Linked DNA regions of Mus musculus: region 1 is linked to region 2. The links are chromatin loops, found by intact Hi-C in ENCODE. Cell type or tissue: left cerebral cortex. All regions are shown on one strand. Links, peaks and the distances in the headings refer to the core of each region. The heading gives the core; the rest is flanking DNA.

Region 1 (8,327 bases), core at 266-8,265, 130 kb before region 2:
TTTTTTTTGGTTTTTTGAGACAGGGTTTCTCTGTATAGCCCTGGCTGTCCTCACTCTGTAGACCAGGCTGGCCTCGAACTCAGAAATCCTCCTGCCTCTGCCTCCCAAGTGCTGGGATTAAAGGCGTGCGCCACCACTGCCCGGTGGAACATTTTCTTGATTGTTGGTATGAAGGTCTAGCCATGGTGTGTATTGCTGTCCCTGGGCCTGTGGGCTTGGGCTATATAAAAAGGCTATTTGATCGTGCTGAGCCTGGAAGCAGCGTTTCTCTATGATCTCTGCTTCAATTCCTGCCTTGGTTCTCGCCTTTGGTGTTCCTGGACGATGGCTGTAACCTCAAAGCCAAGGAAGCTCTATTTCCTCAAGCTGTTCACAGTCATGCTGCCAAACTAAGACAAGGATTTCACGGTCACTCGCTGCACAGTGACTTGGAGGACAGCCTGGCTTACATGAGACCCTGTCAATACAAAACATCAGCTTCCTGCAGAGCAGGCTGTGACCCACAGCGACCAGGTACCACTGTCTGGGGGCCTAGGGAACTGGGGTGCCTTACTAGGGGTCTCTTTGGGTTAACAGTTAGTGGCTCAGAAGTGGAGAGGCTGAAGCAAGAGGCTCACAAGTCTGAGGCTGCCTCATTCGTGGGATCTGAGCTTTTGGGGCAGATACTCTGAGGAAGCCAAGAGAAGGATGAGGAAGTCTGTGTTTTTCTCTAGTCAAGGGCTCTGTAGCCAATATACAGAGCCAGAGGATGCTTAAGCTTTGCAGGCCCTATGGTTCCTCTTACAGAGTCAGCTTTACCTCAGGGAGGAGACGTAGAAAATATGTAAACAAGAGACCATGGCCGGTAAAGACGAAGTAGGTGGTAATTTGGACCTGACCCACAGGCCATAGTTTGCTGCTTACCACAAACGTACCTGGGGCCCTTGAAGGTTCTTGAACAGATGTAACTTGGCTAGAGAAAGGAGGGGCTCCTAAGAACGGAGCATCCACAGTACAGCCATCTTGCTAAATATCAGTTTGTGGAATCCAGTGACACCCCCCACACACACTCCCTGCTGGCTTCTGCCAGCTCTTCCCCATTGGACTGCTGAGGTGATACATGTATAAGAAGGTAAAGTTTTTCTTCATCAGGACATTTGGGTCCTACTTCTTGGGTAGTGAGAGAAAAGCTTCCAGAATGTTCTTCCACACATTCTCTGCGGCAACAATCTGATGAGAAATGGTAGCACACAGCTAATCACCAAACTTAGGAGGCCTCACTGGACAATATAGAGACCCTGGCTCAAAAATCAAAATGAGGAAAGGATAGCCAGGGATAAGGGCAGGAGAGAAGAGGTTAAAGAGAGGAGAGAGACATGCAGGGCATGGGGTGGGGTGGGGTGGGGGTGGGGAGAAGCTAGACAAGGAAGGGGGTAAGCTAGACAAGGAAGGGCATCCTGGGGTAAGGTTAAGGCCCTGAGTGAGGAGAAGCCATAGGTGGGCTTCAGAAACTCACAGAGTGGAATACAGTTCTCCGAGTCCCCAGAGCAGTCACAGGGATTTAGAGAGAAGAAATCTGCAGAGGTAGGCGTCCTCTCCACAGCCAGCAGGGAGCTCCCGTGTGGCTACTCCTATGAACTCAGTGACCAAGCATGCATGGCTGGGTCAGTGTGAGCCTTCTGCTCTCCCGCACCATCCTAAGATCAAACACAACGGAAGTGCTTGCTGCACTGCAGAGGTGGTTAGTACCATTTAACAAGGAGCCCTATCAACCAGGGACGGCTTCCCTCGATAACGGGACCAGACCTCAGAGCTGAGCCTGACAAGCATCTGCAATAAGAGCCATCAGCAAATGATTTGCGGGGCAGGGGGCCAAGCTGGTATCTCAGCACATCCTACAGTCTTCTCTAATGACCTGGCTGATGTCAACATTAAGGAGCAGCCTGGCAGGTGGAGGTCAGAGGGTCACTCACCCGTTGGCAGACAAGGGGAGAGGGTACTGCCTAAAACATTGGTGGGGAAGGGGGTGGGCCAGTCAGGGTAGGACAACTTCTGAGCTTCTGAGCTGAGGGATACAGAAAGGATCAGTTCCCAAGCCTCTGCCTCCCTACCCCCAGCCCTTACCTGAAGCAATGCCGATCCGGGGTCAGCATCACTCAGGAGAGTTCGTTCAGAAGGTAGATATGATTCCCCATGGCACAAGTGTTAGCAAAAGAGGATGGCTTCACATTGCAGAGGCCTGACAGACGCAGACCCGAGCACAGGTCTGAAGTTCCAGGAAGCCTACAGTTCTGTTTCTGAGAAAAGGGAAGGTGCTGGGCCAGGTGGAATATCACCGTACCTGAAGAGGCTCACAGGTCTGAGGCTGCCCCGAGACGCTGTCTCAAAAATAAATAAAAGACAAACTGCAGGAGAAGGTTCTGGGCTCAGGCATGAGTGTGTGTGGTACCGTGCAGAGGTGTTCTGGTCGGATTCCCACTATAATGAAACATCCCAGGTTGAATTAGAACAAAAAGTCTTTTATTTTGTTCATGGTATTCAAAGCTGAAAGTCGCAGTAGCATGCTGTCAGCCCTATTGACGGTCCTCTGTGGCTGCTCACATGACAGCTAACATTGTCACAGTGGGAATCTAAGAGGGAGGTCACACAGTGAGACAGGCCAGGCCAGACTTGGCCTTTTATGATATTTGGTCTTGAAAGAACAACCAGGCCTCATGAAAGCTACCCTAGTGCCAAGTGTGGTAGCATACACTTTTAACCCAGCCCTGGGGAGGCAGAGGCAGGTGGATTGTTGTGAGTTCCAGGCCAGCCAGGGCTATACTGTGAGACCGATCCACCTTAATCTCTTGAGGGTAGAATCTGCCCACATAATCCAAGGGCCTCCCACCTCTTGATTATTTTGGGACAGGGCAGCCTGGGCTGGAAACTCACTGTGAACCAAGGATGCCCTTCAATTCTGCTCTTCTTGCCTTCACTTGAGTGCTGGGACTACGGGCCTGTGCCGACATGCTTAGTTGTATGCGATGCTAGTGACCTGACCTGGGGCTGTGGGCTAGGCAAGCACCCTACCGCTGAGCTACACCCCCATTCCATAGGTCCCACTTGGCTCTTACCATTGCCACACTAGGGCGGGGCTTCTAACACATGAGCCCATGGGGACTCAGGCTAAACCAGAGCACAAGGCTGACACTTGTTTTTAAATTATAGCCTATTAACCAGGAGGCATTATTCAATTTGTTAGAGAGAGAGAGCCTGAGGCCCAGGAAGGCAAAAGCTTTGTCTCACCCCGCTTGCCTGTTGCGTGGCTGATCCAGGCAGCCTGTGTGCGTGCCTTTCCACATGCTGCCCACTCCTGGTTAGTCACTTCGGAGTGTGTGCACTGCTACGCCACTGTTACTCATCTCTCCCCAGCGAGCCACCTGTTTTGTGGAGAGAAATTCTGTGTACCCAAGCCTCGAGACTGCACGAGACAGAACACACTCGCCCTCCGCCATGATCTCCCATATGTAAGTAGGCACACCCAGCCAAAAATAGAGCCCCCTGGCAGTCAAAGCTTCCACTGTTTGGAGGAAATGGGAAAACCCACTGGAGAAACAAACAGAGGGAGTGTTGCCAGTGTTTATTATAGGAAGAGTCTTAAGAGCCCGCTTGGAGTTGGAAGCAAACACATTTGGTACCGCTCTAGTCCTCATTGTGAGGGGAGGGGTAATCTCACCTTCCGGTCCTGGGAACCTGGGGGCACCTGTGAGGCGGGGAGCTTTGGGACAGCCCAGGTCACTTTGCCCTGGTGCACCTTGTTGCCACGTCTTTAACAAGGAACTTAGTTGCAGGCCTGTCACTGGGACTATAGGATGATCACAGTTTCTAGTGGCCAAGGAGTGGGAACAAAGCTGGAAGAGTGAGGTATTCATAGGTGCTACAGAGTTGTGACCATTGGGAATCAACATGGGAGAAGGAGAGAGCTGGGGGCAGCGAGAGGAGACAGCACTATGGGACCTTTCCTTTCTAGGGCTCATTACTCTCCCCTGTCAAGGCGGACCCCTGTCTCATGTCCTACTTTGTATTCTGTTGCTAGGAGGAAACCCTCTGCTCAAAACCAAGTTGAAAAGGGTTCATTTTAGCTTCCTGGCCATCGTCAAGGGAAGCCAGGGCCAGAGCTGGGGGTAAGAAGTAAAGCAGGGGCTGTGGAGGAACACTGCTTACTGGATTGCTCAGCTTGCTTTTGTATATAACTGGGAGCAGGAGTGACACCGCCCACAGTGGGCAGGGCCTCCTACATCAATCAAGAACACCCCACAGAATTGCTACAGGACGACTGAGGGAGGCAATTCTTCAGATGAAGCGTCCTTTTCTCAGGCGACTCTACTTTGTGTCAAGTTGACAGCTGAGGCTAACCATGACATTTTCTTGGCCCCACTTATGTTCTTACCTACCCCCTTCCCCCCACACAAATCAAGATGAGAGCAGCCTGAGAATGAAGTGGCCTGAGGGCTAGAGACTAGAATTGTTTCTTGATTTAACTGTTTCCCATTGTCTTGTGTTATGTAATCCAATCTCCTTTTCTTGGGGATTAATACATTCCTTGACCTATTTTTAAGTTACATAGAAAAAGACACCATATTTTGAGAAAATAGAACTAAATGGGTGACTGAAAAGATGGCTCAGTGGCTAACACAATTACGGCTAACAGTCCCTAGAACTGACTGCACTAAGAGGCCATGGCTGCCTCTCTCCAGTTGCAGCCTGGGAAGGCAGACACTGCTAATCCCCATATGGGGGAGCTCTGGGTTTGATTGAGAAATTCCCGCCTCAGTGAGCTAAGAGGACAATGGAACATGATTCCAGTATCAGCCTTGGGCCTCTGCATGCCCTGCACAGCCTGTACATGCCATGCAGAGATACATGCATGCAGACACATGCATGCAGCACATCTTGCACGCATACTTCATACATACATATATTTACAACAGAGAGAATGACGGGAAAAGAGAAAATAACAACTGGCAAACCTGGGTGCGAGGTGTTCAGGAGTTCTTTGAACCAGCTCAAAGGTTATTTTAAATTATAAATGGAGGCCGGGCGTGGTGGTGCATGCCTTTAATCCCAGCACTCAGGAGGCAGAGGCAGTTGGATTTCTGAGTTCGAGGCCAGCCTGGTCTACAAAGTGAGTTCCAGGACAGTCAGGGCTATATAGAGAAACCCTGTCTCGAAAAACCAAAAAAAAAAAAAAAAAAAAAACCAAAAAAATTATAAATGGAAACCACATAAAACTCATAGTCTTAACTGTATGTATTTAAAATAAGGTCTTACCGTGTAGTTCAGTGACCTCTGACTCAAGGTCCTCCTGCCTCAGCCTCCCTTGTACTAGGATCACAGGCATGGGTCACTACACCCAGTGTCAACTTAACTATTTTAAGTGTACACTGGCAGTAAGTACACTCAATCACTTCAAAAACAAAACAAAAGCAAAAACAATAAAAAACAAAAACAAATAGACAAAAACAAAATAAAACCCAAACACCAAAACACTCTAATGGTGACTACACACCATTATATAATTGTCCAGTCCCACAGGCTGGGATGTACAGTACAATGGCCACTCCTAACATAAGGCATGGACTCTGGTGTGGATAATTTATCCTCTATAAAACTGTCCCATCTGGTGAGGGATGCTGATGGTAGGGTATGGTGGTTTGAGTGAAAATGGCCCCCACAGGCTCATAGAGAGTGGCACTATTGGGAGATGTGGGCTTGTTGGAGAAAGCATGTCATTGGGAGGTAGGCTTTGGGTCCATTGGCACTCTCTCTTCCTGCTCCTACTCCAGCACAATATCTGCCTGTGTGCCACCATGGGTTCCCATCATGCCTATAGTGGACTATAGCTCTGAAACAACAAGCCAGCCCCAGTTAAACATTTTCCTTTTTAAGACTTGCCGTGGCCATGGTGTCTCTCCGTCTTCACAGCAATGAAACCCTTACTAAGAAGTTGGTACCAGGAGTGGGGTATCGCTGGGATAGACCTGACTCTACTTTTGTTTGGAGGAATGTGGACTTTGGGATTTTGGATTAGAAAAGTAATCAAATGCTTTAAGCAGGCCTTAATGGGTCACACTAGTAGGAACATAGAAGACAGTGGTGCGGAGGTTGATTTGAACTGTGTAGGACTGGCTCAAGAGGTTTTAGAGGAGAATAATTTTAGTATGTGGCCTAGACTATTCTTCTTTTGGCAAAGAATGTGTCTGCTTTCTGCCCTTGTCTCCTCCCCAAAAATCTGCCTGAAGTTAAATTGAAGAGTTATTAACAGCTTCAGTAGAGATTTCAAAACAGCCTAGTCTTGACTGTGTTGTATGGTTATTAGTAGTAGATCTAAAATGAAAAGGAGCAAGATAAGCAAGGAAAAATACAAAATGTACAGTTTGTAGATAAAAGTGAAAGTGCTAAGTGGGATAAAGGGAGTGGTGACCTCAGAGCCAGACCCCACCCAACATATGACAAGGAATTAAAGAAAAGCTTAGGGCTGAGTCCTGTGGTTTGGACCTTTAATCTCAGCACTCCAGAGGCAGAGGTAGGCAGTTTGAGGCCAGTCTGGTCTGCAGAGTGAGTTTCAGGAGAGCCAACTATAGACAGGGAAGGAAACCATTAAAAACAAAAAACTGACCCGGGTGTGGTGGCGCACGGCTTTAATCCCAGCACTTGGGAGGCAGAGGCAGGCGAATTTCTGAGTTCGAGGTCAGCCTGGTCTACAGAGTGAGTTCCAGGACAGCCAGGGCTGCAGAGAAACCCTGTCTTGAAAAAAACAAAAATCAAAAAACAAAAAAACAAGCAAAAAACCCAAACAAACAAAAAAGCTGGTGCAGAACTTATTATATATATAAATTGAACAAGGGAGCTAAGGGAGCTATGTCAGGCCCCAGCAAGCAGCAGAACTTGGCAGCTTTGGCCCTGTGGTTCTGGCTTTAGAGTCAAGGATAGAAGAAAGGGGTTCCGGAATCCCCCTCCATGACTAAGGAAAAACTCTGAGGTCAGGAGTGTGTTGGGGGTGCCTGTGCATGGAAGCCTAGTGAGGCCATTGTGTAGAGCCTCAGAGGTGAAGCCTGGATTGTATGGGAGACCCAAAGAGGTGGGAGATGCCAGAATCGTGGGACACCTGCTGAGGAAAGCTGCTAACAGGGAGTGACACCAGCCCAAGGGAGAAGCGTGCTGCAGTCAGCCAAGCTGAAAGGAATCAGAGATCTGAAGAGCCTTTTGACATCAGACATGGAGATGCAGAGCTTGGAGTTTGTCTCGCTGGCTTTTTGTCTTGCTTTGATCCAGTATTTCCTCACTGTCCTGCCTTCCCTCCATTTTGGAATAGTAATGTATAGCCTGTGCCATTATATGTTGGAAGTATGTACTTTTTGATTTTGATTTTATATAGGGCGTTACAGTCAAGAGATTGTGTCAGTCTCAGAAGAAACTTGGGGTTTTTAAATGGTGTTAAGACTGATAGACTATGGGGAATCTTGAAGTTAGACTGAATGCTTTTTGCACTATGATATGGCTACAGGTCTATCTGGGCTAGGGAGGAGAATGTGGTGGTTTGAAAGAAATGGCCCTGCAGGCTCAAAGGGAGTGGCACTATTGGGAGGTGTGTCTTTGTTGGAGGAGGGGTTTCAGAAGCCCAGACCAAGCTGAGTGGCCTGCTTTCCTCCTTGCTGGCTGTAGATCTAGTTGTAGAACTCTGAGCTCCTTCAGCACCTTTGTCTACCTGTATGCTCCCACGATGATGATAATGGACTAAACTTTTGAGACAGTAAGCCAGCCCCAATTAAATACTTTACAAGAGTTGCCATGGCCACAGTATGCTGTTCACAGCAATAAAACCATAGCTAAGATATGGGGGAAGCCAGATACAGGCAAGGGCAAGGAGAGCATGGCAAATCTCTATACCTTCCACTCAGTTTTGCTGTGAACTAAAACTGTTTTTGTTTTTTTACTTTTTTAAGCATTTGGTAACTGTGGCCTCAATATCTAAATAAATAAGTCAGACCTGTAGTTATAATATAAAAATGTTGCTAGGCGGAGGTGGTATCACACACCTTTAATCCCAGCACTTGGGAGGCAGAGGCAGGTGGATTTCTGAGTTCAAGGCCAGCCTGGTCTACAGAGTGAGTTTCAGGACAGCCAGGGCTACACAGAGAAACCCTGTCTTGAAAAAACAAAACCTAAAAAATCTATAGACAAAAATAGATTTTTGTGTGTGTGTGTGGCAAGACTTGTTCTGAGGCCTAGAGAGCCTAGAGGTTAAGAGCCCTTGATGCTTCTCTGGAGGGCCAGGTTTGGTCCCCACACCCACATCAGGTGGCTCA
Region 2 (8,327 bases), core at 184-8,183:
TGACGCCGAGTCAGGGGGACGCCGATCAGAGGCTGAAGAAGGAGAGGTCAGGACACCCACCAAGATCAAGGAGCTGAAGGTAAGAGTCTGCTGGGATGCCGTGTACTCTGAAGCCCCGGGATGATGGGAGGGTGGCTGGGGTCTAGATGCGGCTTTGGCCTCCCAAGTCCCAATTATATTCAGGCTCCCTTGCTGTGGGGCGCACCACGGACAGGACCTGGGCCTTGGACTGTCCTCCTGGGCAAGCAGAGTGGGTGGGGGTGGAGGTGGGCATGCTGACCCCTTTACCCCTTTTTGCCCAGTTTTCCTGGGTCTCGGGTGCTAACTTCCTAGGAGTCTCAGACTCCCTCTTACTAACTCCTGGTCTCCCTGTTAACTTCTGTCTGGCTCTGTGTCTCCTCTCCTCCACTGAGCATGACCAGGACACCAGAGACCTCCATGTGGACTCTTAATGTGTCCTTTCTAGCAGTCTCACCCTCACTGTGGACACCCACACCCCAGCATGTCTGTGTACATGTTCCCCTAGCCTTAGACTCAGGCACAGACATGATGACGGCGCATTCACATGCACAGGCTTGGCCACACGCAAGCTAGGTGTGGCTTCCTTGGCATTGCTGAGCAGTCCTTTTCTGCCATGTAGTTCTGTCATGTGAATACAGGTCCCCTAGACTCACCCTCACTGCTGGAAACAGCAGGAAACTGCAGACACATATCTGCCCGTGAGTGTGTCTCACCCACGAGGCCTCTAAGTTCCCTAGCCCTTCCTTTGCCTTCCTGAGATAGCTGCCTGCTTCCTGCCCCACAAGTTCCTCTGCCCACCCGTTACCTATGAGCAGTCTAGCAGCTCTCCTGGCCTGTACTACATGGTGGGACTGGGTGTGAGTGCACAGGGCTACTCTGCTGGATCAGGCTGGAGGTGGTGTCTCTAATCTGTTTGTCCTACTGACCCTGCTGGTTCCTTTCCCTCCCGCTATCCCACCAGCCGGAGCAGGAAACCACGCCACGACACAAGCAGGAGGTACTGCATGGACCTACCCCTCCCCCCATAGCCATCAGATTCCCATTCCATCTCCCTGGCTCAGGCCCCCTACCTTCAGCCTCATGTCTGCCCTCCTTCCACACCCTCTTCCGTTATCTTCCTTTCTGATCACTGCCCTCCCTGTTATGCTCATGTCTTCAAGTCCCAGGGCAGGTTCTAGTCCCATCCCTGTGCAGTACCTGCCACCCAATGTCCCTCGTCGCTTGGCCTGGTGATCTATGCTTGCCTCCCACCCCACTTGCATCCTCCACCAGTTCTCTGAGTCCATTTAGCTCCTCCCTCTACTCCCACCCTTCCTTAGCATCACCTCTGCCCCACACCCCCATCTTCTCTGTGTTCTTTGTATCCCCTGACAACCAGATGTGAGGGTGGGGCTCGGGTGCGGAAGGAGGAGCACCTGCTCGCTCAGACTCCAGCCCTACCGCCCTCCTGAGTGGGCTGCTGGTGCCTCCCTGGAAACCTCCTCTCCTTCTCTCTTCTCACCTTCCTGTTCTCTGCTTCTATCAACTTCGCCTTCCACCCCCACCTCTTGTTCCCTTTTGCAGCACCCAGATCTCTCTGGACCCTTCAGTACAAGAGAGACAATTTATCCTAGCTGAGAGCAGGCCATAGTCAGAGCCTGTCATGATACCCTGCCATCCGGGCTTCAGCCCGGCTCAACTACCAACTTTGGGTCTTAGAAAGACTTGGTGGGCCCTGATCGTCAGCTACACAATAGGGCAGGCATATTACCTGTGACTCCAGCAGTACCTGCCTTATTCTTGTGCCAGGCCTTGACTCTCAGCCTTTAAGCTCTAGGAATCCCAGGACCCAACAGTTGTACTATTGGGAGCACAACCCACCCCCAAGGCCAGCAGGCCCATTGGGATCATCTGCTATTCATTGCCACTCACCATTGAGGCCCGTACTCAAGCCCTGGGCAAAGTCCACTGAGTTTGACCTCTCCGACGGACACTGTCTGTGGCCAGCTTAGCCCGAGAGAGAGGGAGGGAGGGAGGGTGGGAGGGAGGGAGGGAGGGAGGGAGGGAGGGAGAGAGGGCCGAGGTCCAAGCAGGTGCCTGGGGGGGGGGTGGCAGAAGCCTCGGTTGGATTGGCTTTCTTCCTGAGAAGGTTTGAAAGCAACTATAGAGATTCTTAGATGCCAGAGCTGAGTCCAAGGGAAGATTCCAGCCTTACCCAAGAGCAAGATTATCTCCCAGGTGGCTCCTCTCAAATAGCCTTACAGATAGCCCCTAGGCTCCCCGCCCACTTCTCTCTGTCCCAGATGATGTCCCAAGCAGATGGCCAGCATGGGCAGCTGTCTGTGGCTCATCCTCCCAGGGCCCAAGCACACTGCTCCATCTGTAACACTGGCATGAACTCGTACACACCGGGCACTCCAGCTCTACCTGACTTCTTCGTGTGCTAGGCCTTGAAACTCACCTCTCTTCTTCCTAGTCTCAGGTTTCTCGCCCCCACAAAAGCTTCACTTCCACCCTAGCTTCCTGGTCTCTCTGACGGTGTCTGACTTCTCCTACTCTTAGAGAGTCAGTACTCAGAAGGCATCCGAAAGGTTCTGGGATAGAGAAGGCAGCAGCTCACGGCAGGCAGTGCTGCACGATCTTTCTCTGGTCCTGAGTAAGGGAACGGGGCCCAGTTTTCTAAGTGATCCAGCTTAGGCACTTTTTTCTCCCATGCCTCCATGGAGCCTGAGCGGTTGGATGGGGGCTCAAGGGAGCCCAGACTGAGCACACTATTAAGTGATCCTAGTCTTGACCAGAGGTAGGAGCCACGATTCAAGAGGGTTCCGGGAAGCCAGCGAGCCAGTGCGGCTCAGTGAACAGAGCAGGGACGTCTCACCTTGGAACACACAGCCTGCTGTGCCTGGATCATAAACAGGAAAGTCTGTGCCTGACTCTGTCTGTGCTCAGAACACAATGGGTGCTCACCGAGACTTGAGGGCTCCGTGGAGTTGAATGTTCTTGGGTAAGGGAGGCAGGGGAAGAGAGGGCACGACACCATCCAGTCACCCCATGCCCCTGGTCAGGACACCCCGTGGAGTTCATTGTCTTTGCTTCCTTGACTCCTGGGACTGTTATGAGGGGGACAGTGTAGGGAGGGGTAGTGGAGGGTGGTGATCCCAGTCTTCCTGTGTCTTCTGCCCACAGTAGGTCATCTTATACCTCTCCCTCTTCTCTCATGCCTAGTTCCTGGACAAGCCAGAGGATGTCTTGTTGAAGCACCAGGCCAGCATCAATGAACTCAAGAGGACCCTGAAGGAGCCCAACAGCAAACTGATCCACCGGGATCGAGACTGGGATCGGGAGCGCAGGCTGCCCTCGTCGCCTGCCTCCCCCTCCCCCAAGGGCACCCCGGAAAAAGCCAGTGAGGTAGGTACCATGCTGTGGCCCTTGATGGGACTGTGAGTAAAGAGACACAGAGTTGGGTGGGGCAGGGGCTAAGTACATATTTACATTTATCCTCCACACAAATAATGTGTCTCCTAGTTGCTTACAGACATGAGGGATGGGGAGGCAGGTTAGGCTGAGAAAGTCAAACCCACTAACCCCTGAGTCCCATGGACCATCTTAAAACATGAAAAACTCCAAAAAATGCATGGTAGCTTGTTTGTGTTCCCCTTCAGTCAAGCAAAGGAAACTGGGGAAAGGGTGCTTGCTAGAAACTCCGAGACCCCCTGTGGGACCCACTGAATCAGAGTTCCAGGGAACCAGCCTTTTAAACAAGTGCCCCAGGCAAGTCTCTTGCAAATTCAACTTTAAGAATCCTGGAAGCTCTACCCAGGAGCCAGACCCTTGGGGGCTTATGTGAGAGTGCAGGGAGAACACGGTCCCTCTTGGGAGGATCCTCAAGTCTCACCAAGGTGGTAAGTCCACTGCACAAACCCAACGCTCCTGAGACTGTCTCAGGACCCTGTGTGTCCTGCCTCCAGGGTGGAAATCAGGGGGCTATTTTCTTAATTGAGAAAGATGAAGACAGGCTTTGGGGAAATCCCATATCTATACCCCAAGTTATTGTATCGGCACTTGTGGAATCCTGGCAGGATTTACCCATTTCAATGTATTCGTCTTCTCGCTCAAGCTGCCGCTCACCGCTCACCAGATTGATCGTGTTCTAGACTTAAGCTCCTGGTTCCATTACCTGAGGGCTGAGGGCTCTGAGCTTGTTACTTAATCTCTCCAAGGCCCTGTTAGGTGAATAAGGATGTTTACAAAGGTCAGATGAAATAATGCCCGGAGAGGGACCGCATGGCCACTGTGTTGCCTGATATGGAAAACTTGGTCTTCCTTATGGAGTCCCAGGACTGTGCCTTGCAGAACTCCAAATCAAAGCTGGAAGGACGCTGGGAACCCTCTGTTTAAAGACTGCCTTTTACTGAGATCCAGAGAGACAAAGACCAACTCGGCACGAAAGATGCGTTTGCTGTGTTCCATGAGTCATTGTGCTTGCTTGTCTTTAATTCACAGCTGGCTTGAGGCAAGGCCAGATCGTGTGCAGAGCGGGCGAAGAGCCAGCTGTGTACCTGCTTTCTCTCCAGTGCTTTGAAAATTGGTGATGCAGTCATGATTTAGTTCATAGAGCGTTTGATTGAACTGGTACCCGCCATGGTCTGAGCTCACCAGATAACAGAGAGCTTTCTTGTGAGGCATAAAACTAACCCAGCTGGGATTCCATAGCTGCCAATATCAATATCACACAGTCAGGGTTGCTTTGGGGGCCTTGAAGCCTGATACTCTAGAAAGGAGGCAAGTTTCTGCACCTACTAGCAGAGGTGACAGACTTAAACATTATGACACCGTGTTGTCAAATATGCATGTCTTGATTGACATTTGTAGTTACCCAGGATGCACATGGTCCCCAGGCTGTAGATTAGACCAGCCCCTTTTCTGAGGGCTTCTGAGGTCCCAGCACAACCAAGACTCAGACTGGTGCACAGCACTCTCCTCTAGACCGCTCATTCCCTCGGGAAAGACTTGGACAGGGTGACTTCTAACATTCCTGAGACGGGCTAGGTCTTGGCCTGGATGCAACTGAAGTGTGATGGAGAAGCTACCCAAAGGGTGAGATGCCCGCAGAGAAAGAATGGGCAGAATGAATGTTGGTGAGCTAGGACCAGAGTTAAGGGGTGTGCCCCACCTGCTGGTGACAACTGGAACTGCTGACAGAGGGACCGGTTCCAGCCACCACCTCCTTAGCCCTGAAAACTGTAGTCGGTACTCATGAGGAGTACAGGAGCCCACCTTGGAGTTATGGACCATTTAGAGCTGGCTTTTAGGGCCTTGGCATTTATGGGTTCTTGAGGATTTGCAAAATAGGGAGGAGTCATAGACAAGAACTTCACTCTGTCCTCCGGTAGGTGATGTTACCTCTGTGAGTCTCGTTGCATAGGTGATCTTAAAGGGGACCAGAGTGTCATCCCATTGGGAGGTCATTGGCAAGGCTAACTGAACAATGAAGGTGGGAGTTCAGTGTCCCCTAAGAAGTGTTGACAGTTATGGGACACTGCTGAAGGTGACTGGATCCCTGGCCCAATATGGCTCTCTAGAGGACCCTGCAAGGACATGCCACCAGAACTCCCAGAGACATCTCTAAGCTTGCTGGGTCCCACCCAAGCCAAGGGGAAAAGCAGCAGGAACTTGAACTGTTCCCATTGGTCAAACCCAGGTAGTTTGAAAGCCAATTAAGGGGTGGTGGTGGTGGTGTGGATGTGTGTAGCACTGTGCACACCTCTGTGTGTGTAGGGGGGTAGTGGTGTGTGTGTGTGCATTACTAGGCACACCTCTGTGGGGGGGGCATCTTCCTTAGTCACTCTCTACCATTTTTAAAATCATCTTTATTTATGTGTGTGTTTATCTACAGTGTGTGTATGTATGTATGTTTGTGTGTGTATGTATATGTATGTGTTTATCTACAGTGTGTGTATGTATGTATGTTTGTGTGTGTATGTATATGTATGTGTTTATCTACAGTGTGTGTATGTGTGTATGTGTGTGTGTGTATGCATGCAGTGCATGTGTCTGTGTGGGGTATGTATGTATGTTTGTGTGTGTATGTGTATGTATGTATGTATGTGTGTGTGTGTATGTGTGCATGCATGTGTCTGTGTGGGGTATGTATGGCGGTCAGAGGACAACTTTGCAGAGTCTCTCCTTCGTCCCTGGGGCCCTGGGGATTGAACTTTGGCTTTCAGGCTTGGCAACAGCACTGTCACCCATTGAGCCATCTCACCAGCTCCTCTACTTTATTTTTTGAGATAAGCCTCTCATGGAACTCGGAGCTCACTGATTCAACTAGGCTGGCTGGCCAGTGAGCTCCGGGCATCTGCCTGGCACCTCCTCCCCAGAGCTGGGACCACACCTGGCTTTTTTTCATAGGTTCTGGGGATCTGAACCCAAATCCTCCTGCCTGTCTGAGGATTTTACTAATTATGGCATCTCCTCAGCTTCTCAAAGACAACTTTTAAAAAATATGACTGTGACCCCCACTATAAGTTCGAATCATAGCCTGAGCCATGACACCTCCGGCAGGCTTGAAGTCAGAGTCTAATGATGGTATTCTAAACTCCCTCAAGTGTTAGTGAGAATGGGGTTCTGGCCAGAAGGCACAGGATTGCCTTGCTGTTGTTATCTGTCTTTTCCCTCAGAATGGCTCCTTCCTGACTGACCCTATGAACTAACATGTTAATATGGGGCTTACAAAGCTGGACTATTTACAGACTATGTGTGTCTCTCCTGCTCGCTCTCTCTCTCTCTCTCTCTCTCTCTCTCTCTCTCTCTCTCTCTCTCTCTCTCTCTCTCTCTCCTTTTCCTCTGGCCTGGGCCTCCCCTGCAGGCCCAGAGGATCCACGACACTTCTCAGCAGGACTTGGTCCCTGGAACAGCAGCAGGCTTGGAAGTGTTCACTCAGAAAAGCCTCGCAGCGTCTCCTGAGGTTACTGTCTTCACTCTCCCACACCCCTTGCCCCTGGGCCTCCAGCCCATCCCTGTCTACCCTCCAGGATCTTAAGAAAACCCTTTCCCTGGGGTTGTGGGGAACAGGCCAGACTCTGCTGTGGAGAGGATAGCAAAGGTGGTCCACATTGTCCCTGTCTTATAAATGGCAAGTGTCCCCACCCCAGGGATCCACGAAGGGCCAGCCCCTCCCTCATCCATTATGTACCAGTAAGGACAGGATTGCTGCTACTCCCAGAAGACAGAAAAACTGGTTCCCTCTAGTTCCAAGGGGGCAAAGGCATGATCCTTTCCGGATGCAGGCTCTAACTAACATTAAGCTTGGGATTAGGTGTCTTGACCCTTGACCGTGACTTGCCCTGAGCTCTTGTCTGTGTTTAGAAGCCTGATTATAGTCTATGGGTTAGGGCACAGTCTCCTTCTTTTCTCTCCTTCCAGCCATCTAAACTCATCGGACATTGGCAAAAGTACATGTCTTCCTTCCAAAAGCATCCTTGAGTTTGTAGAGAGGCAAGCCTTCTAAGTGAGGAGGGCATTGCTTCTGGGTCCAGATGAGCACCAGGTCAAAGGCTCTTGGGGTTTTCTGTGGCCCTGTGTGGATGCTGGGTCTGGATCCCTACATCCCATAATCTGTTGGCCGTGGGAGTCTACTGATAGGAAAACATCCTTCATGTAGCCTCTGTGCCCCATCTGTCGGTGTGGCTTCTGAGGATATAGACGCTATTCCTCCCACAGAGAAAACTTCTGTAGCAGACGTGAGTTTGCTGTGAATGTAGGAAGGAGATGAGCAAGCTCCAGACAAGGGAGAATACAGCCTGCAACTCTCCCTGAAGTCTTCTTCATGTAAAAATAAAAACAAACCACTCAGTGTCGTCTCCTGAGAGCAGTGAGACAGTGAGGCAGCAGCATCCCAGCGTTAGGGACATGGTGTCGGGAGATGCTCTGGTGTCGGGAGATGCTCTTAGAAACAAGGACAGTAGGGTATAGGGGACTTTCGGGATAGCATTTGAAATGTATATAAAGAAAATATCTAATAAAAATAAAATAAGAAAAAAAAAAGAAACAAGGACAGTGCCTTGTGGGGTCTGAGCCAAGTGTGCACCTTTCTCCAGTGACCTGCCACATCAGCCTTACTGTCTCATCTACAGTCATCAGGACCTCCCTGCCTTCCTACCCCCTCCCCCACCCCCTCCTTCTGTCTTATCCCTCCTTCCACAGGGCCTTCCCATGTTGCCCTGGCTGGACTCAAATGCGTGGTCCTCCTGCTTTGGGCTCCCAAGTGCTGAGCATGAAGTTTTCTGTGAAGTCTGTCTTGATCAGGGCTTCTTCTTGCTACCTAT

Evidence for each region. Peaks named below come from ENCODE experiments on the same cell type or tissue, not always from the same donor. Only the 100,000 strongest peaks of a DNase experiment are listed, where the experiment ranks them.
Region 1: it touches region 2 in a loop (2.3-fold over the local background); 4 of 42 quality-filtered maps call a loop at or near these places.

The regions. Positions count from the first base shown.
Region 1 is chr2:156,376,761-156,385,087 of GRCm38, forward strand. Gm14170 (a long non-coding RNA gene) reads right to left here. Exons shown (of 5, transcript XR_003954079.1): 3 at 3,265-3,398; 4 at 2,104-2,457; 5 at 1,385-1,676. Among named protein-coding and RNA genes, the nearest start is that of Norad, 12 kb to the right of the region's middle. In left cerebral cortex, for the core only: a CTCF peak has its summit at 4,734; DNase peaks (open chromatin) are centred at 3,389 and 4,769.
Region 2 is chr2:156,510,803-156,519,129 of GRCm38, forward strand. It overlaps Epb41l1 (erythrocyte membrane protein band 4.1 like 1), which reads left to right. Exons shown (of 25, transcript NM_001368800.1): 13 at 1-79; 14 at 983-1,018; 15 at 3,226-3,408. Among named protein-coding and RNA genes, the nearest start is that of Gm33977, 16 kb to the left of the region's middle. In left cerebral cortex, for the core only: a CTCF peak has its summit at 5,175; DNase peaks (open chromatin) are centred at 4,545, 5,167 and 7,698; H3K27ac peaks cover 1,148 bases.